Linked DNA regions of Homo sapiens: region 2 is linked to region 1. Evidence: chromatin loops called from intact Hi-C (ENCODE). Cell type or tissue: endothelial cell of umbilical vein. All regions are shown on one strand. Each heading gives the region's core, and the rest is flanking DNA. Links, peaks and the distances in the headings are about the cores only. Region 1 overlaps METTL25 (methyltransferase like 25). Region 2 overlaps METTL25 (methyltransferase like 25).

The links. Hi-C counts contacts between places; a loop is a spot of excess contacts. Peaks named below come from ENCODE experiments on the same cell type or tissue, not always from the same donor. Only the 100,000 strongest peaks of a DNase experiment are listed, where the experiment ranks them.
Region 2: a loop joins it to region 1, with 2.1 times the contacts of the local background. A loop is called at or near these places in 2 of 110 quality-filtered maps.

The regions. Positions count from the first base shown.
Region 1 is chr12:82,466,242-82,482,599 of GRCh38, forward strand. METTL25 (methyltransferase like 25) reads left to right here. Exons shown (of 12, transcript NM_032230.3): 10 at 10,403-10,477; 11 at 11,040-11,111; 12 at 12,691-12,998. The coding sequence ends at 12,783. It also overlaps the pseudogene LOC100421061. Among named protein-coding and RNA genes, the nearest start is that of METTL25, 120 kb to the left of the region's middle. In endothelial cell of umbilical vein, for the core only: no CTCF peak of the experiment used is centred there; a DNase peak (open chromatin) is centred at 8,750; H3K27ac peaks cover 1,918 bases.
Region 2 is chr12:82,397,413-82,413,770 of GRCh38, forward strand. METTL25 (methyltransferase like 25) reads left to right here. Exons shown (of 12, transcript NM_032230.3): 4 at 1,383-1,982; 5 at 5,571-5,718. Among named protein-coding and RNA genes, the nearest start is that of METTL25, 47 kb to the left of the region's middle. RefSeq lists a silencer at 3,958-4,252. In endothelial cell of umbilical vein, for the core only: no CTCF peak of the experiment used is centred there; DNase peaks (open chromatin) are centred at 9,419, 10,239 and 10,959; H3K27ac peaks cover 979 bases.

The DNA of each region.
Region 1 (16,358 bases), core at 5,316-13,315:
CTTAATACTGCTTTTGGTGTCTTCAATAGGTTTTGGTATGTTATGTTTCTGTTTTCCATTGTTTCAAGGAATTTTTTAACTTCATTCTTAGTTTTTTTTTTTTCTTTTTTTCACCCATTGGTCATTCAGGAGCATGTTTTTAAATTTCCATGTATAGGTTTGAATTTTCCTCTTGTTATTGATGTTTAGTTTTATTCCATTGTGGTCAGATAAGATATTTGGTATGATTTTGATTTTTTAAAATTTTTGAGACTTTTTTGTGTCCTAAGGTATGGTTAATCCTGGTGAATATTCCATGTACTGATGAAAAGAATGTGTATTCTGCAGCTGCTGGGTGAAATGTTTTATAAATGTCTGTTCTGTTAGTTTGATCTAATGTGCAGTTTAAATCTAATGGGTTTTTTCTGTTGATTATCTGTCTAGATGATCTGTCCAATGCTGAGAGTGAGGTGAAGTCCCCAACTATTACTGGATTGAGGTCCATCTGTCTCTTTAGATCTAATAATATTTGCATTATATATCTAGGTACACCAGTATAAGGTGCATCTGTATTTAAAATTGTCATATTCTTTTGCTAAAGTATTCCCTTTATTATTATGTAGTTTCTCTCTTTATAGCTATTGGCTTGAATTCTATTTTGCCCAATCTACTCCTGCTCAATTTTTCCGTTAGCATAGAATACCTTTTATTTTATTTTATTTTATTTTGAGATGGAGTCTCAAAGTCTGGAGAGCCATGGCATGATCTTGGCTCCCAAAGTGCTGAGATAACAGGTGTGGGCTACCACATCTGGCCAGAATATCTTTTTGTAATCCCATCACTTTAAGCCTGTGAGTGTGTTTTCAGGTGAGGTAAGTTTCCTACAGGCAGCATATAGTTGGGTCTTTAAAAAAAAAAAAATCCATTCTGCCAGTTCATATGTTTAAAGTGGAGAATGTAGACCATTTACATTCAGGGTTATTATTGACAGGTGAATACTTACTTCTGGCATTTTAAAAATTGTTTTCTGGTTGTTTTTTAAATCTTTTTTTGTCTTGCTTACCTCTTATTTATTTTTATGATTGGGTGGTTTTCTGCAATGATAAAGTTTGATTCCTTTCTCTTTTGTGTATCACCCTTACCAGTGAGTTTTATAGTTTTCATGCTTTGATAATGGTGATTGTTATTTTTTCACTTCCAGATGTAAGACTCATTTGAGTACTTTTAAAGGCCAGTCTAAGGGCGATGAATTCTCTTAGTTTTTACTTATCTGTGATCTGTGAAATATTTTCTTTCATCTTCATTTCTGAAAGATGGCTTTTCTGGGTATCATTATCTTGGCTGGCAGTTTTTTTGTTTTATATTTCAATGTTTTGAATATATCATGCCATTCTTTCCTGTCCTATAAGCTTTCTGCTGAAAAAATCCACTGTTCGTCTAATTGAGATTCCCTTATATGTGGCTTGATGCTTTTCTCTTGATGATTTTAGAATTCTTTATTTGTTCTTGACTTACAGTAGTTTGACTTTAATATGCCTTGGATAGAACCTGTTTGGGTTTAATCTATTTGGGGTCTTTGAGCTTCCTGGACATGGATGTTCATTTTTCTGCCAAGACTTGGGAAGTTTTCAACTATTATTTAATTAAGTATGTTTTCTATACCCTTTTCCTTCTCTTTTCCTTCTGGAATACCCATAATGCAAATATTTGCTTGGTGGTCTTAAGGGTGTCCCAGAAAGCCTATAGGCTTTTTTTTATTTTTTTGTTTTTATAAATTTGTTTTTGTCTGTCTGTATTATTTCAGAAGACCTGTCTTCTGGTTCAGAAATTTTTTCTTCTCAAAGTCCTTTCCTACACCAGCATTCTCAAAGTCTGTATGATTTTTCTAACCTAGTGTGTCAACTAAAATTAAGATCTTTGCTAAATTTTTTAAAATAACCCAGCAGAAAACAAGTACTGTTCCAGTCCACTAATAATCTCCCTATAATCTCTTTAAATTTGTAAGTTGGTCAAATCTACCAAAAAGATTGGCCAACTGGAAAAATTTGATTTTCAAATATACTTCTAAGTATTCTTATGAAAAAGATGTAACAAGGAGATAAAGAATGGAATTCTGGGAGAAAGTTGTCTTTATTTACAAAGACCTTTGGAGGAAGGGTCAGCTAAGGACAAGGAGGCATGAGGAGGCACTCTAAAGAAGAAGCTGGAAAACTGCCTCCTAAATAACTCACCCCATAATGCATCCTCAAGGGATCATCTTAAGCCTCATCCTACTTGTGGCAGATACTGTAGTTTTTTTAGGTACAAGTGAGTAGAGCAATAGGTTAGCCTGTCATGCTACCTTGCATCTATGATGGAGAGGTGTCATCTATGTGCTGGGGCTGAAGGATGTGCCCTATATTTGGATCCTCAGATGAAATTGTCTGGATTAGTAGATCCCATGTCACCTTTTAGAAGCAAATGTGTTAACGGGAATTACGTACCTTTTGAAAGGGAATGCCTTCTTAACTATAGAAAATGCAACCGAAACTGACAGTGGCTTGTATTGTTGCTATGTTGTGCACAGGGGGTGGTTCAGTGACATGAAAATCACCCTGTCATTGGAGATTAAACCAGCCAGGAACACGAGTATTCCCATGTCATCTGGAGTCTCTAACCTCTGCTTCTCCAATGCCATCACCCCTGCAGAGCCATGAACCAGTAGTTATTTCACCTTCTCCAACTCAGCCAATAGAAACCTAGATTACAACAACAGAAACCCAGATTACAACATTACAAACAAGGACAAAACCCACCAACCCCATTGTACTCTTACACAACACATGGGAATGGCACCATGACACATTCTTCAAATTGCCTTTGACATAACAATCAAACTCATGTCCCCAGCACAAAATCCACAGATCGCCACCATCACTAAGGGGATGTCTATGGAAATCTGTATTTCTGCCTGGTGTTTCTCACTTTTTTGGATGTCAACATTAACATAAAGTATTTCTACATCATCTGCAAGATGCTGCAACTGCATGTGGTTCTGTTGAGAGACCTTCTGTGTTAGTCTGTTCTCACACTGCTATAAAGAACTGCCCGAGACTGGGTAATTTATAAAGGAAAGAGGTTTAATTGACTCACAGTTCCTTAGGGCTGGGGAGTCTTCAGGAAAATTAAGATCCATTGCAGAAGGGGAAACAAACACATCCTTCTTCACACCCCAATAGGAAGGAGAAGAATGACAGGTGAGCAAAGAGGTGAGCCCTTTATAAAACCATCAGATCTCATGAGAACTTACTATCATGAAAATAGCATGGGGGAAACTGCCCCCATGATTCAATTACCTCCCACCAGGTCCCTCCCAGGACACGTGGGGATTATGGGGACTGCAATTCAAGATGAGATTTGGGTGGGGACACAGCCAAACCATATCACCTTCTAATTGGAGCTTTGCAGAGTGCAGGTGAAAGACAAGTGCAAGCAGAAGATGATATCTATATTATTGAGGTTAATCTTTATGTCATGGATTAAAATGGTGCACTTTGAGGTTTTATGCCCATCACTGTAGAAGACAGTGACCAGATACTACCATCTGGTCTGACAAGACATACTTTAAACTCCAGGATTATTTTTCTATGTCAGTTTCATCTAACATTTCAAGATGTCAATGGTATTGGGTAGAGTGAGTCTCTAGCTCAAAACTCTGTGTAGTCAGCCTCATTGTTAATATAGTTCTCATTTTTTATGCTAAAACTGACTCAGTCCTTCTGATCATTGCAGAGTTCCCTCTCCAACATGAACGCTTTAGAATTGTATGTTCTCTTTAGACTCCACAAATCTTGTGTCCATCAAAGACAATAATCACTGACAATGTAGGAAATGACTTCTATCTTGGCCACCAAAGCTGCTGAGAAGACAGAAATAGGATTTAAAAATCAAATCTGATTTGAGACTTTATTTGAAAGAAATTCATGATTATTTCTTATTTCTATATTATAACTCCAAATGTTACATTTCTTAGGTTCCTGCAAGGGTTCCCAGTGAACCCAGGTTTTTATTTCATCCATGGAAATAAAATAGGAGGTAGTCTCATTTGTCTGTAACAGGTGTATTTGTTTTCTCATGGCTCTGGAAATATGATGCATTCAGTACTTGATCCCTGGATCAGGGTAGCTATTTTACCAGTCAAAAGAAGTGAGTATGGACCAAGTAGAAACTAGGTGGAGAAAATCATTTGCCATGTGATTAAACACTTTTATGCTGTTTCTACTATGTTTGTGCCACAATACTAGGCACTACAGTAAACAACCAGCAGGCTCTCTCAACTAATTTTTACAGGGCAGAAATGAAGAAGACAGGGCAGAAATGAAAGGGAAAAGAGGAAAGAATAGGAAAAAAAAAGCCTTTCTGCCTTAGAAAAGTTACATTGCAAGTATTATAGTGTTTGAAACTGTCACTAGTTTCAACCCAAATTCTAAACTTGTAAATGCCTTCAAACCACTTATATATTTAAAATTGTTTCAGAAAGTTGAAGGGTCTTTTTCATATCTAATGAATTATGGTGTTATTTTTCACAATTCAATTGTGAGGCTTATTGTAAAGATACCTTCAGTTACCAGTATAATTGTTGAGAAGTATAGATTTGCGAGGGCTAGGTTTGTCAGAAGAGAAACATTTCTACATGAACAGTTAAAGCTGGGCATTAATTTCTATTTCAATTTGAGTAAACCCTGAATAATTCATGCTTGGGGTTTAGAGGTGCTCCCATCATAATGGTCTAGGAGGACAAGATGCTTGCTTTCAAAGTGAACATTTTCAACACTGTTCTGCAGAGGTCTAAGAAACTAATAGATCCTTTGAATGAAGGTCCTATGGGAAAATAAAATTGTGACTCATGGTATTTCACATTTCCTAAATGAGACCAGCCTGATCTGGCCTAAATATTTTTTTCATACTACAGTGTTTTCTTAAATTGATGCAACATGCATAAACCTGGGAATTTGAAATTAAAGCTCAGATTTGTAGCTTCTCTGAAAAGACTTGGCTAGATTAGTCTGCATTCCTGTGTGGTCAGGGCCCCACTAGATGGGGCCACATTCTCTAGCCCTGCCTCCTCATGTTTGTTACCTGCCTGGTGCCTACAGGGCTTTCAGTTTATGGCACCTGCCCTATTCTCTATACCTTTCCTGGATATTTATTATGCATGATAAAGCCTCTGGGAATATGGTTGGCTTTGTTTAACACAGCATTGCCCAAATTTGTTTGAACACATGAGCACAGTGACTAGTAGCATTCTGTGAAACAGAATATATAGAGACTTAGGGTACTAAACAGGATTAAGAATAGGGTGAGAGTTCTAATCCTAACTCTTAACAGTAACATTAGGGCACATTGTTCTTTATGTCTAAATCTTTTTCATCTATTAGATGTAATCATTTCCATACCAACTATGTCATATGATGGTAACTCCAATAAAATGTTACTTGTGAAAACCATTATAGATTCTGAAGCAGTTTGGAGAACTTATTTAAAAATACTATAGAAATGCAAAGTGTTTTCTCAGTAGATTTCATAATAATAGCAGATCTAGCATTAGTTCTCAGTAAATCATTTCAATGGTGTTATATTCATAAGTCTCTTGGGTATCTTTTTAATAGTTTATTTTTGAAAAAGTTGATGAGAAATTTTCCTGCCCTCTTACACCGTAAAAAATTGTCAATAACTGAGAGAGAGAATAGATAAGAGGGAGAAAGGGATAGAATTTACTTAATATGAATTTTTCCTATAAATATATTAATCTTATAGATTGCATTGAGTTTTGTTTTTTGTTTTTGATTCTTTGAGACGCAGTTGAGATTCCATTACCTACAATCTGTCTTGGGACATTGGGACATTGGTGTAATTAAGACTGTATATTTAAACCTAAGAAGTTTTTCACATCTTTAAGAAGTAGCAGAGCCAATTGTTCACTTATGTCTATAAAGATGAAATAATTTTGTGAGTACATAAAAGTGTGAGAAACTCTTAGTGGTTGTCTAGGTTCATTTGTATGTGCACTCATCAATAACATTTTTTTGTTTTTTTCGTTTTGAAAAAAAATTCTTGGGCCTGGCGCAGTGGCTCATGCCTGTAATCCCAGCACTTTGGGAGGCCAAAGCAGGCAGATCACGAGGTCAGGAGATCGAGCCCATCCTGGCTAACACGGTGAAACCCCATCTCTACTAAAAATACAAAAAATTAGCCAGGCGTGGTGGCGGGTGCCTGTAGTCCCAGCTACTTGGGAGGCTGAGGCAGGAGAATGGCTTGAACCTGGGAGGCGGAGTTTGCAGTGAGCCGAGGTCCTGCCACTGCACTCCAGCCTGGGCAATAGAGTGAGACTCCGTCTCGAAAAAAAATTATTCTGCTTGGTCTGTTCTGTTATTGAAGCTCTCAATTGTATTTTTTATTTCATTCCTTGAATTCTTCAGCTGTAGGATTTCAATTTGGTTCTTTTTTGTATCTATCTCTTTAATTTCTCATTCTGGATTTCATTGACTTATCTATTTGTACTGAGTTTTCTTAAGATTATTATTTTTGAATTATTTTCTCTGGCATTTTGTGTCTTTCCTTATAGTTTGGTTCCACTACTAGAGGATTACTGTGTTCCTTCGGAGGTATCATGTTTCCTTGCTTTTTCATGTTTGATGTGTCCCTACATTGGTTTCTATGCACTCAGTGGAAAAGTCACATCATCCAATTTTATGGAGTAGGTTTCGTAAGTAAAGGCTTACTCATATGAATGAGTTTTGGGATATTAGTTGGGTGGGGTACATTTGCTGTGGTCCTAGGTGGATGCAGTAGTGTAGTGTCCACATAGATTCTTCAGATGCAGTCCATGCTAGTGGCATTCATGAGTGTCTCGGTGGCCTAGGCTGAGAGAGTTGTGGATAGTGGTGGGGCAGCTTTGCTAGGCATGGCCTCACTGTGCTGTTTCTCAGGTTGAGGGTGCATGCCTGCATATCATGGGTCAGCCAGCTTGGAGCTGGCACTGGGGTTATGGGGAGTTACTCTGGCTGGGAGTACATATACACAGTTGCTTAGCCAGCCTGGGGTGTGGCTGCCAAGAGCTGCCCACAGGGATGTTTCTCAAGGCCTGGAACAGGAGCGCAAGGCTCTTCAGCTGACCTAGGGCATGTCGGCCAGGCCTCTCCAGGGGAGGGCTGCTTCTCAAGCCTGGGATGTAGGCACACAGCTACTTGGCTGGCTTGGAGGCTTGTATACTGGGGATGGTCCCCAGAGCTATTTCTCAGGCCTGTGTCATAGGCCCACAGCTGCTCAGTCAGCCTGGGTGATCGCCCTCCAGGGGCAGCCTGTAGGGCTGTTTTTCTCAAACCCTGATTGAGTGCATTGGGCCTTTGGGTAGCTCAGCGGGTGCAGCACCACAGGGCTGTTTGTACATCGTTGGTTGTGGGTGTATACTTCACCTGGCCTCAGAGCATGTCAGTTGTTTGGAGGCTTCATGGCCTCTCGCCCTCAGGAGAGGGCACGCAGCAATTTTGCCAGTTCAAGGGTAGGTTTACACTAGACAGGACTGCCAGACTGCTTTTGTGTCTGGAAGTGAGTTGGTTTCTCTGCTGTGTAGGACCAGAGTGACAGCCAATCCTGGACCCAGGCCCCATGCAGCTTAGGTTGTGGCAGTCAGCCACCCATATGGGCTTGGTGGAATGAAGATAGAACCCCAGTGGTGTAGAGGTAGTGTTACTGACTTTCAGAGCAGGGTGCACTCCTGATGTTACTCTGGTCTTAAGATGGCTCTGTGCTGTAGAAGCTTGGCATACAAGGCTAGGTGGGAGTGGGGAGTGCGCGCATTGTTCTCCTAATCTGGGACAATGCAGCTGTGAGGGTTCCTGGAAGCCCTCCAAACTGGGCTCACCATTTATGAGGACTATGACATTCTCTTGTAGAAAGGATGGTAAGTGTTTGTGGTAGCAATGGGGGCTGGTAGTGTTCTTCTGCTTACTTTTTCCCTGTAACAGGAAGTTTCTGCTGCTTTGGGGCAGATCTCATCCAATCAGAGAAGATGGAGTTACAGAGGCTAGGTGTCTCCAAGCTGCCCACCTGGACTTCTAATCACCACAGGTGCATCTGCACTTCCCTGCTGCACTCCAGTGCTCTCTGTTCAACACTCCAATCAAATCTCATCTGTATATTCATTGCCTTGTCTCTTTCTTGTATGGGGGAACTGGCATCAGGCATCTGTAGTCAGTCATCTTGCTAATGTCACTTTGCGTTGTTATTTTTTTTTTCCAGGTATTTCTGGTCTGCAGATGATTAAGTCTGTGGGTACAGAACCTGCAGTTAGAGAAGGCCAGCTGTATACTTCTTATGCGCTTGTAAGAACAAGGACATTTTTAGTTTGATTTGGTTTGGTTTTTTTTACACACAGGTTTGCATATGGTTTCACTGTTTGGGGTTCTCCCTTGGCTTTTTTGCATCAAACATACTTACAATGCATAGTCTATGATATCCAGTTTTGGATCTCTTAAAACAACAAACTTTTTTTTTAATTTTACAGTAAAAAGGTGTTCTCACCTTTTCTTTCCAGAATATACTCAAAAGCAACAAACAGAATGAGAAAGAGAAACAAAACTCTCTTTGACAATATCAGAAGGAATTTGAAATCTTAAACTATGTATATTACAAAGTATAATGAAGGTAAAAGAGGGATGCAGAAAGATGCCAAGAGGAAATGCCCACGGTTACAGATCTCAGACAAAATCAACAGAACATAGTTCTCTAAAGTGTCATATCCTGAGGAACAAAATCAACAGTCTCTAGTTTGAAACAAATACAACTGGTGACCAGCATGGTGCTTCCCAATTTGGCACAACAGAAAAAAAGAAAATGGAGCACCCAAGAAATCATATTGAAGAAATACGTTTTCAGGGAGCAAGATAGGAAAGATTATGAGTTCTGAGTTATCTTACAACTGCTGATCTTCAGATGGTAAAGGAGAGAACTAAAGGCTGTAATTCAACACACGCAATTTTGTGAGTTGAGAGTTTCTGCTACCTTGAAGTTCAGGCCTGGATTTAGTCCAATATATTCTTCTACAAAAGTTTGCTCCAGCAGGGACTCATTTGATTCAAAAAATGGCAAACTTTTAAAAAGGATGGGGAGTGTGTAATCTGCATGGGTTCTGTACAAAGTGGGAGAGTTTTTCTGGAAGGCTTCACAAGAAATTGAATGAGACAGAGCCTTACTTTCCACTACCCTTTATAGTTTTTTAAATTCAGAAGAAATTTAGTGCTATTGTGAAAAAAAAAAGGACTTTGAAAAAATAATAAATTTATTTAAACATTTGCAGATAAATCTGAGTACAAGTCTTTTCAGATTTTTACTCATTTTATCCAGCCTTTCATTTGTTCTGACCACATTTAATTGACAGCAGTTTCTTCTGGTGACTCTGCTTTATCAGGCTTTTCTGTCCAGGGGAGGGCTGCTTTTTTGCAAAAATTATAGAATCAATTTTTCCTGTTGCTTTCATATTTCATTTGTTATGTAATACTTATTTATATGATAGGTTGAGTATTCCTTATCTGAAATGCTTGGGACAGAAGTGTTTCAGATTTCAGATTTTTTTTGAAATATTTACCTTATATACTTACCATTTGAGCATCCCTAATCTGAAAAATCCAAAATCTGAAATGCTCCAATGAGCATTTCCTTTGAATGTCATGTTGGCACTCAAAAAGTTTCAGATTTTGGAGCATTTCAGATTTTGGATTAGGGATACTCAACCTGTATATTATGACAATAATGTAACTGGCATAGCAAGTTTAGAAATAAATACAATTGACTCAGTAACAAAGCTCATCTAGCAGGAGCAAAAGCACAATTGAACTAGAGAGTGGCCTGCTAAATACAAGAGTTCAACATACTATAGGTATTTGTTTTAGAAAAAGAAGAAAAAGAAATAAAAGTAATTCTCTCTGATGGATTTGTGAAGTGCATGTTAGAAGAAACTACCTTAAGTATGAACATATGCCATTGTGTTCCTCTTGCCTTTGAATTTTGCTCAAAATGTCTTGTTTTAGATACAGTGTTGTAAAGTTTAATTTTAGTCAAAAAATGTTTGATCTCCTCCTGTGTGTCCAAAGCATAATAACAAATGAAAGTAAATATTTCCTTCTTAGTTGTTGAAATTAAACAATATTAATGGGATGTTGCTGGTGGTTTTATTTATGATGTGCTGCATAACCTATATCAGTGTAAAAATTTTAAGTAATTTAGAGTTATCTTGACTTGCTTCATGAATATCCTTAGAGCGAGTTCTTCAGACACCTAAGGTTGTATTAAATTGATGTCATGTTTATTTTACTTTAGGATATGTTTGACAAGGAAAAATATTTTTAAACTATCGTTAAATTTATTGTTGTTTTTTATCTTGAAGCTGCCAGAAAAAATTATAATGAACTACTACGAGAAGTATAAGCCTCGAATGAATGAGCTGGAAGCTTTTAATATGGTAAATCTCAGAGTTAAGCATATTAAATTGGATATGTTGCTAGACTTGAATAGGGTCCTATTAAATTTTATTATGGGCTAAGCAATCTATGTTGTTTTTCTCTTACTGTAGAAAAACTGTTTTGGATCATTTCCTATTTCAGGACTATATTAGGTGTCAGTAATGTAATAAAGAGAACACATGGTAGATTTCTCTTAAAAAAGTATTATAAATGCACAAAAAGTTTCAGAGTCCTTTGAACACATATTGGTCCCAATGCAGTTATTTCACAAGCATTCCTTTTAATGAACTTCATTCTTAGTACCCCTTTAAAAGCTTTCTATCACATATGACTGCTTGTTGGAGTCTACCTCACAGTCACTTAAAGGACATTCTTTTCCTATTATTAAAGAAAACCTTTTGATCTCTGAAATATTCATTTTCTGAAGATGTACCTGGATTTTGGAGATTCAGCCTATATAAACTTCTGTAGATACATTTATTTAAACATAAGTTTAAGGAAATAAGCTAGTCTTTTTTTTTTAAGTACCACCAACCTACCTATCTAATTTTTTTATTTTAGTTGAAAGTTGTACTGGCTCCCTGTATAGAGACTTTGATTCTTCTGGATCGACTTTGTTACCTGAAAGAGCAGGTAAATTATGTTATTTTAAAATACACAACAAATATCTTATTAAATACAGTAATATAGAGCCACTTATATCTAGGATAAGAGTCTTTCACATAAAACTAGTAAGAAAATTTTTCTCATTATATTTTCATAGTTTAAATGTTCATTCCATCCCTTTTTAAACATATAAACATATGTACAACAGATGTTTTCAGCAAAGCTGCTATAATAAAGTTTACATTCTTTTAATTGTATGGTAATTACTATACATAGGCAGTGAACATAAACTGCTATATATGAAATATTGTATAGCTGAAATTTATAAAGGCTAGACATAAAAGATATTGTATAAGCGTTTCATTTTGTAAGAATTTGTCTTTTAATTCACTTTTGGAGTGTTGGCCATATGGATTCTGCAGAATAGAAACTTCTTTCTGATCAAGGAAGATTCCTTCTGTTTTTTTCACAATCTTACTTATCTATGTTAAATGACAAAAATACTGTCTTTTGGGTTGTCTTTAAGGAAAATATTTTCTGCAGATTCTATTATGAGCTATGCTCAAAATAAAGTTTGGTGAACTGTTTAAATTAAACCCATTCATGGACTCACCGAATGTTTCCGCTATAAACTCTTTAACAGTTTTATTTTGTCATATGGGGAGCTTTACTTTCTTATTTTCCTAATTGGAACAAATGCTAATTGAAACAAATGGATATTTAAAAATGTTTGCTTTGTTCTAATTTGTATTTTTATGGAGAAAGGCAATTTTTAAATATGTAAATAATGATGTACTTTCCTAAGCTGCCAGCTAACTTCAAGTCACTGGAAAGCTTTGGTTCCTAAGTTAGTGGGTGATAAAATCAGTACCTATTTTACTAGATTCTCACATCCCTTTTCAAAACAATCTCCATTGACCTATGTACAAGAGGTAAGCAAAACAATGTGCACAAAGATTAATAGGTTGTAATGAAATGATAGAAATTATAGAAATGTTATTTTTAATATTTCAATTAATATCTTATAAAGTAATGCACATTTATGTTAGAAAATTTAAAATACAGGATATATAATAAAGAAAATTAAGAGTAGTCATAATCCTACCTTTTATTTAATAGCTTCAACTATTAGATTTTTAGTATATTTAAGGAATCTCTCAAATATATATGGTTATAACATATATAGTGCATATTATTTGTACTTTAATTAATATTAGAATAAAATTATAAATGCAGTTTTACATCTAATTTGTTTTATTTTATTCAGAATTTCCCACCATATTAAATGTACTATAGAAAGTGAACATTTCATCATAAAATAATTTATTTAACTAATACTCATTTGTGATTGGCCACTTCCAGTTTTTCACAACCGTAGCAAAGAATAAACTTGTAATTCACTCTCTATGTACATCCTTGTTTCCTCAGCATAAACTTTTTTGAAGGTGTAATTGTGAATGTTAATTTTGTTTAACAAAGCATAAGAATTTTCTGTGAAACAGCTTTGTTTTTATGTATTTTTTATATTACAATATATAATCCAACTCGCGTCTAATTTTTTTCTTCAACAAATGGTTGTATATCTAAATCACTTATTAATTTACAGGAAGATATTGCATGGTCTGCTCTTGTGAAGTTGTTTGATCCCGTGAAATCTCCCAGATGTTATGCTGTTATTGCCCTGAAGAAGCAGCAGTGATTTCCATTGAAGCAAATTATTAGATGTATTTCTCTATGAGACCTGTTGCTGAGATTGCTTTTCTAAACATATATGTCCTGTTATACAAAAATTTTTAAATGACTGTTATGTATTTTAAATAATAAAATAATGGCTAACAACAGAAGGTTATAATCCATTTTTCCATTGTCAAAGCATACATTAATAAAAGAAGAACCTGTCATAATAATATAAAACAGTTGACCTACATTCCTGAGTTAGTACATCAGTAGAACATTGTAATCTACGTCTTAATTCCTGTTCAATATTTAAGACCCCTTACATTTGCTACAAATCACATTTTGATGTATTGAATTAAACGTAGATAAGAGGTAAAGGTAGCTGGTGCGGAAGATCATTTGCAATTTCTTCCACATTTTAGAAGGGTTTTTCTGTTTTTACCAGGAGGGAAAAAATCTGCACTTAAAGGGAAGAAATACCCAGGAACCAGGTCAGAAATTTAAAAGTGCCTCATTTAAAGCACATTTTACACTGGGTTTTAATCTAAGTACATGGGATATTCCCTTAAAGAAAGTTGTATCTTATAAGTAAGATATTCTCTTTAGGGATTCTTGAGGCAATTTATCTTACTAAAATAAAGTGATGGGTTGGCACTTAATGTAATTACTTTATGCTCTGTAAAAAGCCAATCTGAGTAAACCAAGAGTCAATGGAATGAGGCCAACACTCTGCCCATTGTGAAACAAGTTCCTTTCATTAGCAGAAAACTTGAGGATTCTAATGCATACCAAAGAGATGAAGAACTGGGATAAAGCTTCCTTGATCCTCAACTAGAGAGATTTTATAAAATTTTCCAAAGCAAAAAAAGGAACTGCTTTTTTAAATGTTGGCATCTATCCACGATTAAGAAGAATAATTATATTTATTTGTATTGTAATATAAATATTGAGTTTACAGCCTCAGGTGATCAGGTTCTTTGTACAGAGAGTACAAAGAACCTGGATAATCAGGTTCTTTGTAGAGAGAGTACAATGCTTAGAAAATAAGCCATTTTTAAGCTTTTTTTTCCTGCAAAATTTCAAACATATCTAGAAGTGGAGAGTAGAGTATAAGGAATCCCCATGTACTCATCACAAAGTGAATAATTATCAACATTTTACCAATTTTGTTTCATCTATACACACATAAACATGAACATGCACACCCCACCCACACATACCCTAGCTGGAGAATTTTAAAGCAAATTCCAGGAGTTCGTTATTTCTAACAGTTATGGGGTTTTGTTTTGTTTTTTCAAAATAACATCTATAATTGTCCCCATTCATATATCTGCAGTTGGCTGAAAAATTCTTTATATCAGTTTCTTCAATTCAGAATCTAAACAAATTTAACACATTTGCATTTGCTTGATGTGTCTCTTAGGTTGTTTTAAATATATGATGGTTTCCCCTCCAGCTTTAAAATTTCATATCATTTTTATTTATTTAAGAAACCAGGTAATTTATCCTATAAAATACAGATAGATTCTGTAGGATAAATTTCTAGATTTACCTGATGATACCCTCAGAGAGCCATTTAATACACCCATCCCAAGTATTTCCTAAAAGCTGGTAGATCTAGAAATTTATGAGAGTTAAGTTATTATTATGTGTTTGTTTATTTTTGTCTTTTGGCAAAAATACTTCATCGTTAGTGTTACGTACTTTCTATTGCATCACATCAGGAGACACATCTTGTTTGGCTGTTCCATATTTAGTGATACTAAGATTGATCAGCAGCTTCAGTTGTTTTATTTATTCAATATAAAGTTTTCCCATTAACCTTCATCTAAATGGTCTTAGCAGCCAATGGCAGTGATGGAAAACAGGAAGAAAGAAAAGAACCAGACTGTGAGTTCATTTGTCATATTCATACTGACTGCCTAAGAATCCCCCTCAGTTTCAATTTGTCCATTGCATTCTTCTAAATGTAGCCGCCTTGTTTCAGCATGCTGTGATTTCCTCATATTGTTGACTATAAGAGTAACTATTTCAGGAGCAGAAAACCTTTTCAGCCAACTTTTTTCTTTTATAATTTTCTATGTAAAAATTTAAAATCCTTTCCTGGTACCCAAATATTTTTATAAGATTTATTTCTCATTATAATAAAGAAAAATACTTTATATGTATAAAACACCTTTTAGTATAGAGAAGGAAATTACAACAGGCCGGGCACGATGGCTCATGCCTGTAATCCCAGCACTTTGGGAGGCCAAGGCGGGCGGATCACCTGAGGTCAGGAGTTCCAGACCAGCCTAGCCAACATGGTGAAACCCCGTCTCTACTAAAAATACAAAAATACAGGCGTGCTGGCACATGCCTGTAATCCCAGGTACTCGGGAGTCTGAGGCAGGAGAATCACTTGAACCGAGGAGGCGAAGGTTGCAGTGAGCCGAGATCGCATCATTGCACTCCAGCCTGGGCGACAAGAGCGAAATTCTGTCTCAAAAAAAAGAAAAAAAAAAAAAGTTAATTACAACAGTTTCATTAGCAAGGCAACTTGATTGTAATTTCCCTATGTTTTAAACAGTTGTCAGAAATTACGTGTATCCATTAATGGTTTCCATTTTTATTAATCAGTTAAATGTGGAATGCAAGCATCAAATCAACATGACATAACTGCATTCATCACACTGAGATAACATTTCTACAGAAAGCAAAGAAACAGAGTATTTCAGACTGCAGCTTTGTACACATGAATCCCTTTGCAATGGTTGTAGACTCCCATCTCATAAAAACTGCACTTTGAGAACTAGTTTACAGTTTAGCCAAAGAATGTGGTGCCTAGGCATGAGCACAAATTCTGATAATTAAATTCTGAGTGAACTAAATCATGACAGTGCTTAACATCTCAGAGCCTCATTTGTAAAGTGGGGTTTTATTTACTTTTATTTTATAAACATTTATTGAATGCCTACCATTTGTCAGAGATTACGCTGGGCATTGACAGTATGGAGACAAACAGTATTCCACTGTCTTCAAAGAGCCTACAGTCCAGTGAGAAAGATAAAAAATAAAAGTATTAATTACAATAGTTACAATAGTCAAGATCAGAACTGAAGGGTTCAGGATATAGGTTTCTTAAGGGCATCTTCAAACGAGTAGCCAAAGGGAACAGGGACTCAGTAATAGTAGTAGTATAGTTTTGACTCATGTGAGCTAAATTGTTTTGTATCATTGAGTAAGTCACTTAACTGTTTAGTGTGCCCCAGTTTTCTTATCTGTAAAAAGAACAATAAATAGAACTCACTCTTAAGATGGTTAGGAAGATTAAGTGTATGTTATTGAACTACCTGAAAATGCCTCCAGAAAAAGCTGCTAATGAAGTAAAACTAAGCTTTTTATAACTCACTGCAGTAACAGAGGGCATTGCCTTGGCAGTCTTCACAGTGCAGCTCAAGGGGGAAATTAGGGGAAGATATTTATAGGATTTGGAGGTCTGGGTTCAAAGGTAGAGAACAAACTGGGATTTGAAAAAGTTTATGACAGAAGAGATTAGGATTAGCATATATAGCAATGCACGGGTCTTGAAGCAAGTGTTGATAAGTAAATTGTTGC
Region 2 (16,358 bases), core at 5,700-13,699, 68 kb before region 1:
TTCATTTTTGTCTTTTTGAATAGAAGTTTTAATTTTAGTAAAGTCCATTTTTAAAATTCTTTTGTTATTCCTGATCTTTATGTCCTACATAAGAAATGTTTGCCTATCCAAATGTCACAATTTTTCTCCTGTTTTCTTCCATCAGATAACATTTTTTTCTATTATGTTTACATCTCTGATATACTTTTAATTAGTTTTTGTGTTTGATTTGTAGCAGACAAAAATTTTTTTTCTTTTTTTTATATCAACATCCAGTTATACCAGCACCATTTGTTGAAAAACCTATCTTCTTCATTAAATTATCTTGGGCACTTTGTCCAAAATCAGTTGATTATATAAGTGTGGATCTATTTCTGTACTGTTTTTTCCCATTGATTTATATGTTTATTTTTATATCAGCTGTTTCTTTCCATTTTTTCCATTGATTTATGTGTCTGTTTTTATACTAGCTGTAGCTATACTACACTGTTTTAGTTTTATATTTTTGAGTCAGTAAAATTCTTCAACCTTATTCTTTTTCAAAAGTGTTTTCATTATTTTAGGCATTTTTGCCTTATTTTTTAAATCATAATATCTACTTATCAATTTCTTTACAAAGCTTAGCTAGGATTTTAATTAGGATTGTGTTGAAATGTGAAGAAAGAATTGCCATCTTAGTATTGAGTCCACCATTTCATGAACATAGTATATCTCTTTATATCAATTTTTTAGTTTTTTATGCAGTGTTTTATAGTTTTCAATGTATAGGTTTTGTACATCCTTCATTAAATTTATTCCTATATATTCTATTTTTATTCTATTTTAATTGTTTTAAAATTTTACTTCCTAATTTTTATTTTTCTTTTTTTTTTTATAGAGACAGGATCTTGCTATATTGGCCAGGGCAGTCTCAAACTCTTGGCCTCAAGCAGTCCTCCCTCAGCCTCCCTGAGTGCTGGGACTATAGGTTTGAGCCACCAAGCTTGACTCCTAATTGTTTTTTGCTACTATATTATATATGTTCTGATGATTCGTTGTTAATTCTATTGACTTTGTGCCCTGACACATTGCTAAATTCACTTACTATTTCTGTTAGCTTTTTGTATATTCTTTAAGATATTCTGCAGACATGACTATGTCATCTATGTACAAAAAAGACAGTTTTCCTTTTTCCCTTACATTATTTATTTCTTTTGCTTCTTTTCATTGACTTATTAAACTAGCTAGAACCTCCAGTAAAATGTTGAATAAAAATGATGAGTGGTTGGTTTTTCATAGGAATAAAAAAAAATTAAAATAATATTTAAGTTATATAACTCATTTGTTTACTTCAAAAAATCTAGAATGCTTTCTATTACCATTTGCCTAAAATTCTTTAATTTATTCTTTTTTTCTAATCTTAGGTGATTGACTTGGGTTCCGGTAAAGGCTACCTAAGCTCTTTTTTGTCCTTGAAGTATGGCTTAAAAGTTTATGGAATTGATTCTTCAAATACCAATACTCATGGAGCTGAGGAGAGAAACAGAAAATTGAAGAAACATTGGAAACTCTGTCATGCTCAGTCAAGATTAGATGTCAATGGACTAGCATTAAAAATGGCAAAAGAAAGGAAAGTGCAAAATAAAGTTAAAAATAAAGCTGATACTGAGGAAGTGTTTAACAACAGTCCTACAAATCAAGAAAAGATGCCTACCTCAGCTATTTTGCCTGATTTTTCTGGCTCTGTAATTTCTAATATCAGAAACCAAATGGAAACCCTTCATTCTCAGCCACATCAAGAAGAAAATTTGTGTTTTGAAAATTCCTTTTCTCTTATAAACCTTTTGCCTATTAATGCTGTAGAGCCTACTTCTTCACAGCAAATACCCAACAGAGAAACATCTGAAGCCAATAAAGAGAGAAGAAAAATGACATCAAAGTCAAGTGAATCAAATATATATTCACCTTTAACCTCTTTTATCACTGCTGATTCAGAACTCCATGACATTATTAAAGATTTGGAGGTGACTTTACCTTTGAATTATTTAATTTGATTTACAAAAACATTGTATTCAATTTTAATAGTAGCTTACTTAACATACATATCTTACTTGATCACATTAATCTAACAGACCAAGAAAATGAAATCATAAGTAGGCTTTCATTATTCCCACACCCATCAAAACCTGACATGAGCCTGTTCAGAATAGAGTATCCTCTACTCATTTCAAGCCTCTTAAATCAAATTGAAGTCCTGGCACAAAAGCTAGTAAGTAAACTAAGTTCTCATTCTGCAGTTTAGGAATTGTTAAAATTCTAAACAAGTAGTTAAATTTTAATTTAAATTTGAAGTAAAGGGATATCTAGAACAAAGTAATGTTCAATGTTACACTTGCCAATATGGAATTTCCTTGAGCAAGAGTAGCTTCTAAGTGTTCTTCAAAGCTTGAACTTTTTCTAAATTACAAGTATGTCAGTTTATGTAATTGAAAGACAGCAGATCTTAAAGGCAATGTTGCATGTTGAAACAGTATTATAGAGGAGATTCTAGAGATCGTTTGGCCTAACTCATTGTCTCAAAAAAAAAAAAAAGGTAGCTTTTGGAGTTGTATTACCCTTGTAATTTTTTTTTCTTTTTAAAGAAATTCTTCCCCAAAGAAATGTATAAATAGGCTGAGTGCCGTGGCTCACGTCTGTAGTCCCAGCACTTTGGGAGGCCAAGGCAGGTGGATCACGAGGTCAGGAGATTGAGACCATCCTGGCTAACATAGCGAAACCCCATCTCTACTAAAAATACAAAAAAAAATATATATTAGCCGGGTGTGGTGGCAGGTGCCTATAGTCCCAGCTACTCGGGAGGCTGAGGCAGGAGAATGGCATGAACCCTGGAGGTGGAGCTTGCAGTGAGCCAAGATCGCACCACTGCACTCTAGCCTGGGTGACAGAGCGAGACGGTGTCCCCCCCAACAAAAAAAAAAAGAAAAAAAGAAATGTATAAATAAAAGAGATAGTAGAGTTCTTTATAAATTTAAATCCTTGTTTGATAGCTGACCATTGTTTTACCATTTTTTAAATGGGAAATTTTTCTTTTTCCCAGATATTTTTGGATTTAAGGGAATCTAGTGTACCTTCATTAATTCTTTTTCTTATACATGAAATTAGTAATTATTTTAGACTTTCTTTTAGGGTTAAACAATCTCAATGACTTTAGTTTAACTTAAATGTAAATTTCTAGTACATTTTGTCACCTTCTAATTTTCTCAAAATCTTGCTGAAAATATATGATCAAAACTGTATACAAATTCTTTTAAGAACCATCTAAAATAAGATATACTGGAAGAATGTTTCTTGGATCCTATAGCAAATCACAATTTAATAACAGAATTAACTAACACCCCCTATTCCCCCTACCCTCTCGCAATACTTAAATATTTTACTAGTAGGATAATATGGTGACTACATATTTTTGTCTCCTAGCTGCTACTTGCTAATATTAACTAATCTTATATGATAAATACAATAAAGAATGAGGTTAAATGTTCTTTTATTTTCTTTAGGGAGAGCTAAATTAAGCTTAAAGAGAGAAATTCGTAGCTTTATTACTCTGTCCCTAAGTAGCAATAAATCTTGTCTGAATTATTTTTTACTGATGACATCATAATCTCTAAATAAAACCTATCTAAACTAATCATCAAGAAAAGCAGAGTAGCTGTATAAACCTCTATAAACTGTGCTTTGAAAAGGATAGTGCTTGAAGCAACTGAGTGTTCTATCAGGTCAAAACCACTTACAGGCGTAATTTTTTTTTTAGTAAGTTTGATTACAGCTGTCTTTTATGTCTAGGACATAGGCTAAAATAACATTTTAGTAAAATAATTTTTAAAAATGTTAGTGAAACAATTATATGCTGACAATAGTTATAAAAATGTGTTTGAGAAACAAGTTAATACTTAACGTTATTTTGAATTTGTAATTTAAAGTAAATTACAATGATAAAAAAATGGACAATGTTTTCTGAATTTTATTATATGGTAGTGTACTAAGTCATTTACAGGGATTAGTTTACTTAAGTTTTGAAAGAACCCATTGAGATGAAGTACTGTTATTATCTCCATCTTACAGTTGAGGAAATCAGTTTCCTCAATTTGCTTTCCAAATCACACTGTGACAGAACTTGAATTTAGACAGGCTTTTTCCCGAGACTGTGCTCTTAATGACTGTACTACAGGTTATGCAATTAGTTCATTAATAACTATTTCTTTAACATCTCTTAAGTAAACACATGTATCTTTAATATTTACAGCTTTAAGATTAATTTTAGTTGGTATTATAAAGTACCAACTAAAATTAGTTGATGAGTAATACTTTAGAGAACACTTTGAGAGACATGATGATTTAATTTTAAAAAACTAGAAATTAATATACCTATATTCACAGATTTACACTAAAACATGATCTTTACATTATCATGGTTTGAGTGTCATCTGGAAAATTGAGAGGCTACTATTAGAAATTTTTTAGTTCCAAATGGTAAAAGTATGTGATTCTAATAGGGTACAGGTTTTCTGTATAAATTTTTTTTCTTACAAGTTTCTTTTTACTCCTACTTTAACTAAATTTTTATGAGTCATGTCAAAGACAGAAGAGTATTATTAGTAAATTCAACTTCAAAATGATTGTTGAACAAGATTCTGTGCATGTATACATTTGTACTCATTGTGTATGTGTGTGTGTACATTTAAATTAGGCTTTGGATAATTAGAATAAACATTTCATAGGAGAATTTTAAATACGATGTATACTATAAAATTTGGAAAAAATTTTTTAATTAAATTTTATATTGTCATAGTTGATGCGGTGTATAAACTAAGCTTTTTGTTGTTAAAGTAGAAATACCAAGTTTACAACAGTTATTTATTTTTTATAACAATATTTTATAAGGTTTTGATGGGCAATCTGAGACGTGAAATTAATTTCAAAAATTAATATTATGGTCAAAGTGTGATATAAATTTATAACAAAGCACAGGTTTGGTCTAGAAATACATGTTACATTTGATTAGTCCAATTTTTGCTTTGTCTAGTTGTTAAGCAAATATTAGTTGTAAAATGGGAGAAAATATAAACAGGTAAATAAGTGAAATCACTGAAAAAAATTCAAAAGTTGTAAAAAGAGATCACAGTTATTTTACCTATAAAGAAATAATTATTACTATGAAAATAAAAACATAGAATACTTTCTAGGTAGAATTTGATAATTATTAACAGCTTTACATATTTTAATGGACGTTAAAGTTGAAAGATTTAATTTAATCTTTAAATCATTAAATCATTAAAGATTTAATGGATGTTTAAATTGAAAGATTTAAAATCTTCAACTCATGCTGTGGGCGGTACAATGTGCTTGTAGTCCCAGCTACTTGGGAGGCTGAAGCAGGAGGATCATTTGAGGCCAGTAATTTGAGTCAGTAGCACGTGATATTCGTGCCTGTGAATAGCCACCACAGTGCAGCCTGGGCAACATTGCAAGATCCTGTATGTAAAAATAAATAAAAATTTTAAACAACCCTCTTTTTAATTACCAAATTTTATTTTTCTTCTTGTATTTTAAAGGATTGTTTGATGGTGGGTCTCCACACTTGTGGTGATCTGGCTCCAAATACTTTGCGAATATTTACCTCCAACTCTGAAATCAAGGGAGTTTGCAGTGTGGGTTGTTGCTACCACCTCTTATCTGAAGAATTTGAAAACCAGCATAAAGGTACAAGTTCCCCATGTGTCATAATTTTTATTCATTTGAGCATAATGAAATATGCTATTTCTATTTTCTATTTCTCCCCGTTTTTTCGTCATTACCATGATTTGGATCAGCATTTAAGATAACATCTGACTTACTTGCACTTTTAGTGTTACGGTGTTATTGAAATTTAATGCATCACCACCTGTATATTTGTTATAGTTTCTTTGGTCATAAAATGGGCTTAATGAGTGCTGAAGCCTTTGCAAATATTTGAAAATTTTATGTGATACATATTTTAGAGAACTTCTGTTTTAAAATACTTGTGAAGTATACATTTACTGAGTTAGTAAAACTGAGTTATTTTGTTATGAATATTGAATTTCAAAGTTTGCTTTTGTTTCCAAAGCCTTTTTTCATATCTGAAGGAATACTGATATTTAAAAAAGAAAAAGTTCTTTACTGTATTTTGAAGAGTCAACATACCAAAATTTTAGAAAACTTTAAAACTGTGTGATTGCATTAAAATAATAGTATTCAAACTATGCTACCTGTACTTAGAAGGTGCTGATGAGCAGAGTATGGAGTAGGTTTGCAAGATTTGAAGCACCCCACATATTCATTCAGAGCAGCTCCTGAAATAGCTGTTTGCTCCATTTTACATGTTAAATCTTTCCATAAGATATTGTAAAATATGATTTCAAAACTGCTGGTTCAGATTAGATGGTTATTTAGTATACTAATAATAGTAGTTCGTTTTTATGTTAGTTTAATGATATCTTTATCTGTGTCCTTGCTAAGAGTTTTAGATCGGGAATTTTTAGGTTACCAACTTTTGTGTGCATTAAGATGGTATTGGTTGATCTTTTCTTAGTTTTAAAACCCAGATTAATATATTTTAATTATTTCTTATTTAGTCATGCCCAGGAGGTAAACATTGTAATTGTTTAATTTTATTGAAATGTGACAAGGTGAAACAGAAACCATTTTTAGAATTGGCACACATTTTTACGAAATATAGTTAATTAAATTATAATTATTTTATGTCAGTGTTTTGACATTTTTATTTTAGGAAAAGTATGAAATAGTGAAATTATGACTGTATAGAGATAGAATGAAAGAAAGCAAATTAGCAAAAATTTAGCACTAGTTTAATTTAGATGGAGAGTATACGATTGTCATGCTATTATTACCAACTCATTTTTTTCTAAGTACAGAAATTTTCAAGACCAAAAATTAGGGTAAAAAATGAACTTAGAAAAAAAAAGTATTTCTACTAAATTATATACCCACATATTTACATTATATTATAGTATTTTTATGTATCTTTTCTGAAATAAATGAAAAAATACTTTAATGCAATCACAGTTCTACAGCTTTTTAAATGTTCTGTGTATAACATTTTCCTTAATTGGCAGTAGGGTAAGATTTATGTAGGTAAGTGCTTCCTTTTGGGGTTTACTATTTGGTTGTTAGTTCAAGAGTTTCCTGTTCTGTAGGTACAATGAAATTCAATTAATAAATGGCTCAATTTGGGGACAGGTGTAGACACTTTGTGTGTCATTAAATTTAGAGACACTAATGCCAGCAATTTGGGAGGCCGAGGCAGGCAGATCACCTGAGGTCAGGAGTTCAAGACCAGCCTGGCCAACATGGTGAAACTCCGTTTCTACTAAAGATACAAAAAATTAGCTGGCCATGGTGGTGGACGCCTGTAATCGCAGCTACCCTGGGGGCTGAGGCAGGAGAATCTCTTGAACCCAGGAGGCACAGGTTGCAGTGAGCCAAGATGGCGCCATTGCACTCCAGCATGGGCAACAAGAGCAAAACTCCATCTCAAAAGAAAAAAAAAAAAAATTAGAGTCACTATCCTTACACTACATTTTAAGGTCTTTAATTTCAGTTACCTGCTTCCTTCTTTCACTTTATCATCATTGCCCCCAAGGATGCCTTCCCATTCCAAGGGGCCTCCCTCTCCTCTTCACGCAGTGCTTTCTTAAGACTGCCATCTCTGGTCAGACCCTAGCAGCCATCACTCTGTACTGTGAAGTCTCAGAGGTAGTCTCAGTATTTTCCCACCAAAGATGAACCCTATCCTTTTTGGCAATGTAGTCTACTCTCTCTCACACTCTTTTCTGCACAGTTGCACCTTACTCTTTCTCCAGAGTGATCCCCAGAGCTCATTCTGCTGGTTTAGGATAGTGTCTTTCCTAACATATTTAAATTAAAATTTGTTGCGTTGCTGTGGATTGTGAGCAATTTTATCTCTTGCCTGTTTTTTTGTAAAATATGTAAATAGATTCAGATTTAGGTGACTATCATTATTTTATGGTAACCAGAAGGTGTCATTACTGCCTTTTTTATCTGATGTTGGATTCTTCAATCTCATACTTAAAAAAAGTAGCAGAAGTTACTTGCCAGGATTGAAAAAAGAAATTTAGTTACTCCTTGCTAATCCATTTTAAATCAGCTTTCCAGTACGTTTTCTAATAGATTATTGCTTTAAACTGTTAGCAAATATTCACTGGTCATGTATTCTAACTAAAATGAATTTGAATAGGGCATGTTAGATAGAGAGGGCTTTGAAAAACCTAAAGGAAGAAAGAAGCAAGATTGTGCATCCACATATTGTCATTGCCATTTCTTTCCTGCAAATGAAAAATTGGTAGATTGATTAGTCTTGAGAGGCACCAGATTCCATTCACTTTTGTATCTTCAGTACTAAGCACATTCACTCAAACGTGATTGAATAGATGAATGTTTGTATAATGTGTGTCAAAAACAAGTAACTAGGAATAGAAAAAAAATCACTGTTTTCCTGCCTTGGCAGCTGCATTTTACACACATAAGAGAGTATGTTATTGCACTGAACAAACATTTATTGAGCAGCTACTATTTTCAAGGCACTGTAGTTGGTACTTTATGTAAAATAAAGGGAAATGGGGGAGAGGCTCATAAAAAGTCAATAGTTATGGAAAGAGATAGGAAAAATAGATGACAAGCAGAGTTCAGTTCAACATCATCAGTGCCAACTGTGTTCCACTCTGTGCTTAGTGGTGGAGATACAAAAATGAGATATCGTGTTCACCCTTAAATAATTTCTTTAAAAAGCCCTCAATCCTAGGAACCAGATAATCCTTATTAGTAATTTTTTAAAAACATTGTTTTTTTGTAAAAACTATTTAGAATAGAAAATTCAAATAACAAAGGAAAAGAAAATACAAAGTAAGTCCCCGTACCTATATTGTTTTTTTATGTATCTTTCTAGAAAAAAAGTACATATACACATTCTATATTCTTATATGTTTTAGGCAAACAAATGTATAAACTGTTCATCACCTTTTTTCCACATAATATATTTTTTATAGTCTTTCTGTATCAGCACAGAGAACGTTGCTTTAGTCTTTTTCATTTTGCAAGGTGTTTAATATATTGTATTTTATTTATTCAGTACTAAATAGTTAATACTTGCTTAAGGCAGTGGTACTCTTCTTTTAATAAACCAAAATTTAGTGAACTGTTGAGCAGTTCAATGTAGAGTTTAGAGAACATAAAATATGGCACTAGTGTTCATCTTTGTTTTCTTTATCATCAAACATTAGTTTCAAAATAATATAGTAATTGCTATAAGACAGGGTATTACATCTGTTATCTTACAGCAGAGTAGCATGTAGCTCAGTCTGTGAGGGGTTGAGGGTATATTCCCGTGTGGTGATATCCACTGTGTCTTGAAAGATTCAGTAGAGGTTAATCAGACAAGGAAGTAAGAAGTGTATTGCAGGCAGAATAAACAAAGGCATGCAGTGATAGATGTTTAAAATCAAGTTTTTTTTTTTCTCTTTGACTTCATAGTCACTTTTTCTCATTGTAATTGTCTTTTCTTCTGTCTTATTCTTGCTCATGTCTTTCATAGAAGCAATTATAATGATAATCCTAATGTCCATTTCAGTCAGTAAAAAGGCATGATTTTTATTGACCTCCTTTCACATTTAAGATTACTCCATAATCTGTTTTCCAAAAATCTCTTCTTGGTTCTCTTAGTTTCTTTCTTTAGTACTTGGTCATTCATAAAATCATTTTTGAGTCTTCTAAGGAAATTAGTTGAAGAGAATAGCTCCAAACTTTTGCACACTAGAAATGGAAGCCTCTCAGTTAACAGATTCTCAAGCATTAGTCTTGTATCCTGCCTGGGTAAAGGCAGTTTTGTCTTCTCTTCTGAAGTTGCTGTTGTTCACTGTAGGTTTGCAGGACATTTTGGCCACAGGATTTAAATAAGAAAAAGTGTTGGAAAGGTTTGTGAGAACTGTGACCAGCAGCTATAAACTCTGAATTTCCCTCCCTATAGGAATAGTAAACTGGAAAGGCCTTCCTGTCAAAAATATCTTACCCATCAAGAATCATTGATATGATCAGGCAAACAATGCTAGGCTTCAGTGGGGAAAGCTAATAGTAATATCTTAATGTTACTTAATTTCCTGATACATACTTGAAATGAATAGACGATTGGGAGTTTTGCTTGTCAGGAAAGCAAAGAATAAGCAGGAGGAAACAGGACTGAGTGATATGATGAAATGGGCGGGGACGTATGCAACGTGAGTACCCTCAAATACTTCGGAGGTCAAGAAAACAGTTGGAAAGCCAAGAGATAAGAGAAAAATGTGGAAAAATAAGTGATAGGAATAATGAAAGTAAACTTGGTTTATATTACAGTTTTGCCTAGCCCTGGACTGCCACATTTTCTCATCTCAAAAACCAGATGGAAAAGGTAACATACTCCCTTTTCTCTTTCCAACACTCCATCTCCATTTTTCTCACTGTATCTTTGCTGTAGTAAAACAGAGAAGATGTGAACCATCCCATGAAATTTTTATAACAGTATTTCTCAATTCTAGCTGCCTAGCTGAGTCGAATTTGACACTTTTAGTGTATAGATGCCTGGACCTGCCTCTTACCTTCTGAATAATAATCTCTAGGCATAGGACTTGAATATAAGTATGATTAAGAAGTTCTATAGGTAATTCTGATGAACAGCATGGTTGAAAACAAGGTATGTATTATGATTATATAAGAAGACATGAAGAATTCTACAGGATGACTTATAGATATATGTTCAAGATTATTTATAGTTATTGTTCTTCTATGCAGAGACTTAGATGGGTCCTAGTCAAGTGCCAGTTTGCGGATTCATATGACAGGTTAAACTCAAAAGGGCCTAGGAGTGTACATCAAAGTCCAAAATGCAGAGAGCTGGAGTAACTAGACCAAAACAAAGTCCTTGAAGTATAGAGGTCAGAGCAAAAACCTGGGGAAAAAAACACAGATGCAAGAGGGCAGGAAACTGGGTCATAAATAGGGAATGAAGTTAAGTGGTTAGAAGCTAAACAAATTCAAGGAGAAAAATCTAGAACAAGTAAAGTATGTTTGGGATAATTATTATGGGTATCCCTAGATTTTTGATAGCTTACCTTTATCAATGAACAGATGTGACTCCGTGTGTGTGTGTGTGTGTGTGTGTGTGTGAAGGCAGACAGTGGCAAACAGAGTTGGTTCTGGGCTATTTAGCAGAAACTATTTTGATAGATGGAATATGGACATAGCCTTATTTTGTTTGTACAGTATATGCTATGGAGGCCTAGTATTCCATACTAAAATACAAATCTACTGCTATATAGTTTGATCATTATGCTAAAATATCTGACTTACAGAGAAAGGGGTTTATGTGCACAAAGTTAGCATATTTCCTGTAATATATCAAGCACTAGGTTCCATGGAGTTATATCTCTGAATGGTCAAATATGTCATGTGTCCTTCTCTTAATATCTTACACACCTTCACCCTCACTTTATTTGCACAGCTGTTTTTAAGTTTGAATTGGGGCAGTGTTGCCCTTTGGGATGTAAATTTGAGTTATTAATAGTCTAGCATAGTACAGTAGAAAATTCTGGTATGTACATTGCTACTTTTTATGATGATATTTACTATGTAAACAATATATGTTTTCCATGAATGTGTTTACCCAATACAGTGTGGTAGACCATGCAGGTAGTCTGTCATGAATGTCAGTTTTCAAAAATACCGCAAAGCTCTATGAGCCATTGTGAATACTGAATTTATACCATATGTTTTAAAACTACTTTTAAATATTTTTACATTATAAGCCAGTTGTCCCTAGGAGAACAAGAAATACGAGAAACATTTTTATTGCAGTCCTTTATAGAGTGTCTGTTTGGCCAAGCTTGATTAATGTTTCAGTATTTTGAATATTGATTATTGTAATAATTAATTTGAAGTGTTTACATTATTTCTTCTTCTAGAAGTTTTGGAGATAACTTTTTTGGGTAAATACCAGTATAACTTGGTTGTTTTCCTGATAAAAGGTATAAATAGAGGAAGCACTACTAGTTACCAATTCAGATCCACACATTTTTTCTTCTTTGCTAACTGAACCATGATTTTGTTAAGGAATCATCAGTTGCTACTGGGAGCAACTCTTGCCAGGGTGCAAATTTGTGACTGATCTGCTCCTTCCCTGCCTCCTCCCAGCCTAGTAGACCCAGGGCATCTTCTAGTATTGTTAGTGCACTCCACATTTGCACAGTCAAATATCAGTGGTGTAACCCTCGAAAGCCTGCAGGCTTAACTTCATGTTTACCCCCAGCCTTAATATGATATGGGATAAAGAGGTGATTCTCCCAAAGATTCCTCCATTTACTTAAAAAAAATAAAAAACAGTAGAGGGTCACGAATCATCTTTTGATGGTGTCTTTCAATCTGGTGCTGCCATTTCTGTGTCAAACAGAAATTTGTCAAGGGTGCATGATACCTATCCTAGTGTAGATTGTTTCTTAAGTTGTATCATCTCTGGAAATTGTGAGGGAGAAGGCTGCATATATACATATGTAGATCATTATCTTTACTGTTGTTGAGGTTTAAAAATTGTTCCTTTGCTTTAAATTTAGAGGTACTTCATCTGAAAAGGTGTCTAGAGGTTGAAGAAAAACGTGTTGAGCACATCGTTTGAACATATAACATACTGTTTAAGCTTACTTAAACAAATATTCTATATATGATATTCCGTCATATCAAATATTCTATATATGGTACTAAAACTGCTAACATAACATTAACCAGTTAATATCAGCACTAAATCATGTATTATATCATAGAGAAATGTATGACTAATGTCTTAGTCCATTAATGGCAATGAATTAATCCTATCATTGAAACAATGCAAACAATTGCTGTCTTTTCAGTAAAGATCTGACAATATTTTCTATCTCATACAATATGTATTTTCTTAAACAAGACTATTTACTGCTATGGGCTTTTAATGCTGGAAGTTTGGAGGATATTGAGGAATAAAGCATCATTTCTCTTTTCAAAACAGCATGAATTTGACTTCCGTTTCCAGCAGTGTGAGAGATGAGATTTTTCTGAGTGTTCCTCCTGCTACAGTTCAGCTAGATCCTGGCTAAATTAGAACACGTATTTTTTTAGGCATTGCTGAGTCCACACAAAATAAGGGAAATCTCTATGGATCAAGAAGAATTATAAACAAAAACTTTTAAAGAAGAGAATGGGAAGAGGGAGGAAGAGGAGTTGAGACCAAAGGAGGAAACTATGAGCCATAAAGTGATAGATAGTGTTGTTCTGAGATAAATGCTGGTCACATTGAGATCTAAAAACTAATAATGGTCCCCAACTAATACGGAAGCTGATCCTGAAATGTCCATACTAAGCCATACCCTTGAATGAGACAAAGCCATCTTCAGTCTGTCTCATGCATAAGCAAATTCAAATCCTTTAAGGGAACTACTTCTTAAATTCAGGCTCTTGAAATTTCAACAGATTAAAATCTATTAAATATGAGCTCAAATCTTAGAAAATCCCCACTAAATCATAAGATACATGTGGCTAGATATCTTGGCTGACCCTCCTATTATATTGAACTAAAAATGCTGAATACAATTAATTTTTCCTAGAAGCATTGAAAAGCTGGAAACATATATCTAGTCAATATATACAAGAATGCTGAAGTCCTCAAAGATAATGGAAACACTGAAGCTACTAAGGGTATTTGTGTACCATGGCAAACTTGAGCTTTAATAATTTCATAATTAGAAACCACAAAGGTGGGAACAAAAATAAGGGTAGCAGTAGTAGGAAGAGAGTACATTTGAAAAATTCAAGAAGCATTTAAGATTGTTTAAAGGAGATAAAGGAAAAGGGATTATCAAGGATTATTATCAGGTTTCTGTTTTGAGCAGCTGGGTGGGTGACAGAACAATGTATATGATAGGAAACACTAAGGGAGAATCAAGTTTTGGGGCAAAGTTGGAACATGTTTCTTTAATGTTTTTGTTTCATTCCTACCATTTACCATAAAGTGGGGTATATAGCAAGCAGTCAACAAAGGAATAACATATGAAATAAAATTATAAATGGTAAGAAAAAAAAAGCACTGATTCAGCACTGGTCAAAACTAAAGAAGAAACAAAGGTATTTGATGAGACATCTCCAGAAGAAATAATTATATTGACATAAGTAATTTGAGAATTCAAGGTACTTGTTTGGCTTTGCTCTTCTTAGCAAAGATAAGAAACAGAAGAAGGTTAGAGAAAGTTTATATTCCATCAACCACTGGAGCAAAATGATCAAAGCATACTACTCTGGTGAGACAAAGGTCTTACTTAACTTTAAATCTACACAAAGTCAGATTCTTTTGTGATTATAAATTACAATTCCACGCTTCGGTATTCCTTGAGAAGGAACAAGATGCTTCCAAATTAACTAATTTTTAATAAAGAATTATTTAACTTTACAATTTAATAATTAAGCTTCCTATTAGCTATGAAGGTTTATTTCCTCTTCCAAACGTGCGATCTTTAACCACAAAGCATATAATGACCACAAAAGTTACTAAACATGTTTATGGAAGAACATTATGTTTGTTCTCTTGGTTATAGTAGTAGTTTCACATATTTTTGAGTCAGACTCACATTAAGAAACACATTTTACAACACTACCTGGTATATAGAGAAATAAATAAAACTAGTACTTACATTTTACAAAAAAAATAACTGAACTCTTTTTCTTTTTGGTTAGTATTTTTTCCTTAATAGGTACTTAATCTTATAACACATGCATTCCTGTTGACAATCTTATTCAGTTCCTTTCTTTCAAATTTTATAAAATATTCATCACAATCTATTCAATTGATTTCATAAGGCTTTAATGGGTTTTGACTAAGCAGTGTGATGGTAAATGTTTAATGGTTGGCTCTGCCTCTGAATAAAAACCCTAATGTGTAGTATTTCCTCATTCCATTGTGCAAGTATACCTAATGTGGTCAGTTTCAAGCTACCAACCTGATGTCAGTAAATGCTGGGTTGGCAAGAGATGCACACAGTCAGCTCCCTCTGGACCCAGTAAGAGCCAGCTTTTCCATTCCACTGGCTTTCACCTACAGTTTGTAAAACATCGCTATATAAATTTGTTTGTTCTTACTAACTGAATTTGCTCATTTAAGCTGCAAATCACCTTAACTGTGTTATCCTATGTTTACCAAATAGTATTTGGCATATATCAGATGCTAAATATATATTTTTTAAAAGAATAAGTTTCTTTTGACAAGTATAAAAGAATATTTATGTCCTTTTAAGTTTGTTCCTATTTCAGACATTGAACTTTTCACATAAAGGCTCCAGTTTCTCAGTGGAATCTCACAGGGATTTTCCAGATTCATAAATTTCTCCTAAGTTGAAGAGGAAATATTTTACTTTACTTACTGTTGTGCCCCAGCATTGCATGTTTATTACTATAATTTTTTTCTAATAATTTTAACATAAAATTTTAAAAAATAAAGTTTTAAAACAAATTATGTGATTGATTATGCTTCAAAATAAATCCTTGAAGAAAAGAAAGATTTAAAAAACAGTTGTATGTAATTGATTATATTTTAAATTAATTCTTTTCGGTGACTCTCTTTTGGCCTTCCTATAAATCATTAGTATTTTGTCAAGAATCTGGAGATTGAGGCATGAACATTTTTTAGCAACTCCTAATTTAAACCATGAAACTAAAATGAAGACTTTGAAATGATGAGAACATAAGAGCCAATTTAGTAACAACAACATTGGGCCATAAGTATCAATAAATATTTATTCAACATAGAATATGCTGAGATTTAGGAGACACTCAGCAAACTAAGTATGCACCCACTGCCCACTTTGCTAGATACTGAAGATATCTAAATGAAACATTTTAAAGTAATATATAATATAATAAATAGGTTTTGTTACAGATAAGACAACTGTAATACAGTTTGATAGGTACTGTATTAGAGTTATGTATAAGTTACATTCCAAGCATAGAGAGAGTGATTTCTAGATGTCCAAGGGAGTGCAGAAACACTGCATAGAAGAAAAGTTGCTTTGACCGACTAGCGTTCTCCTCTGTCTCTGCAGTATTGTGACCTGGATCGGTTAGCTTTTGTGGATCATCTGTAAATTAGTGAAGCAAGAGAGGGGTTAAATTAGATGATCTGTCTCTTCTGGTTCTGATGATACCATTCTATAACTTGAATGTAGCTTTCTGAAACATGCGTATTATTTCAATTTAACCTTATTTGTATTTATCAAGACATTTACTTTTAGTATCTTTTT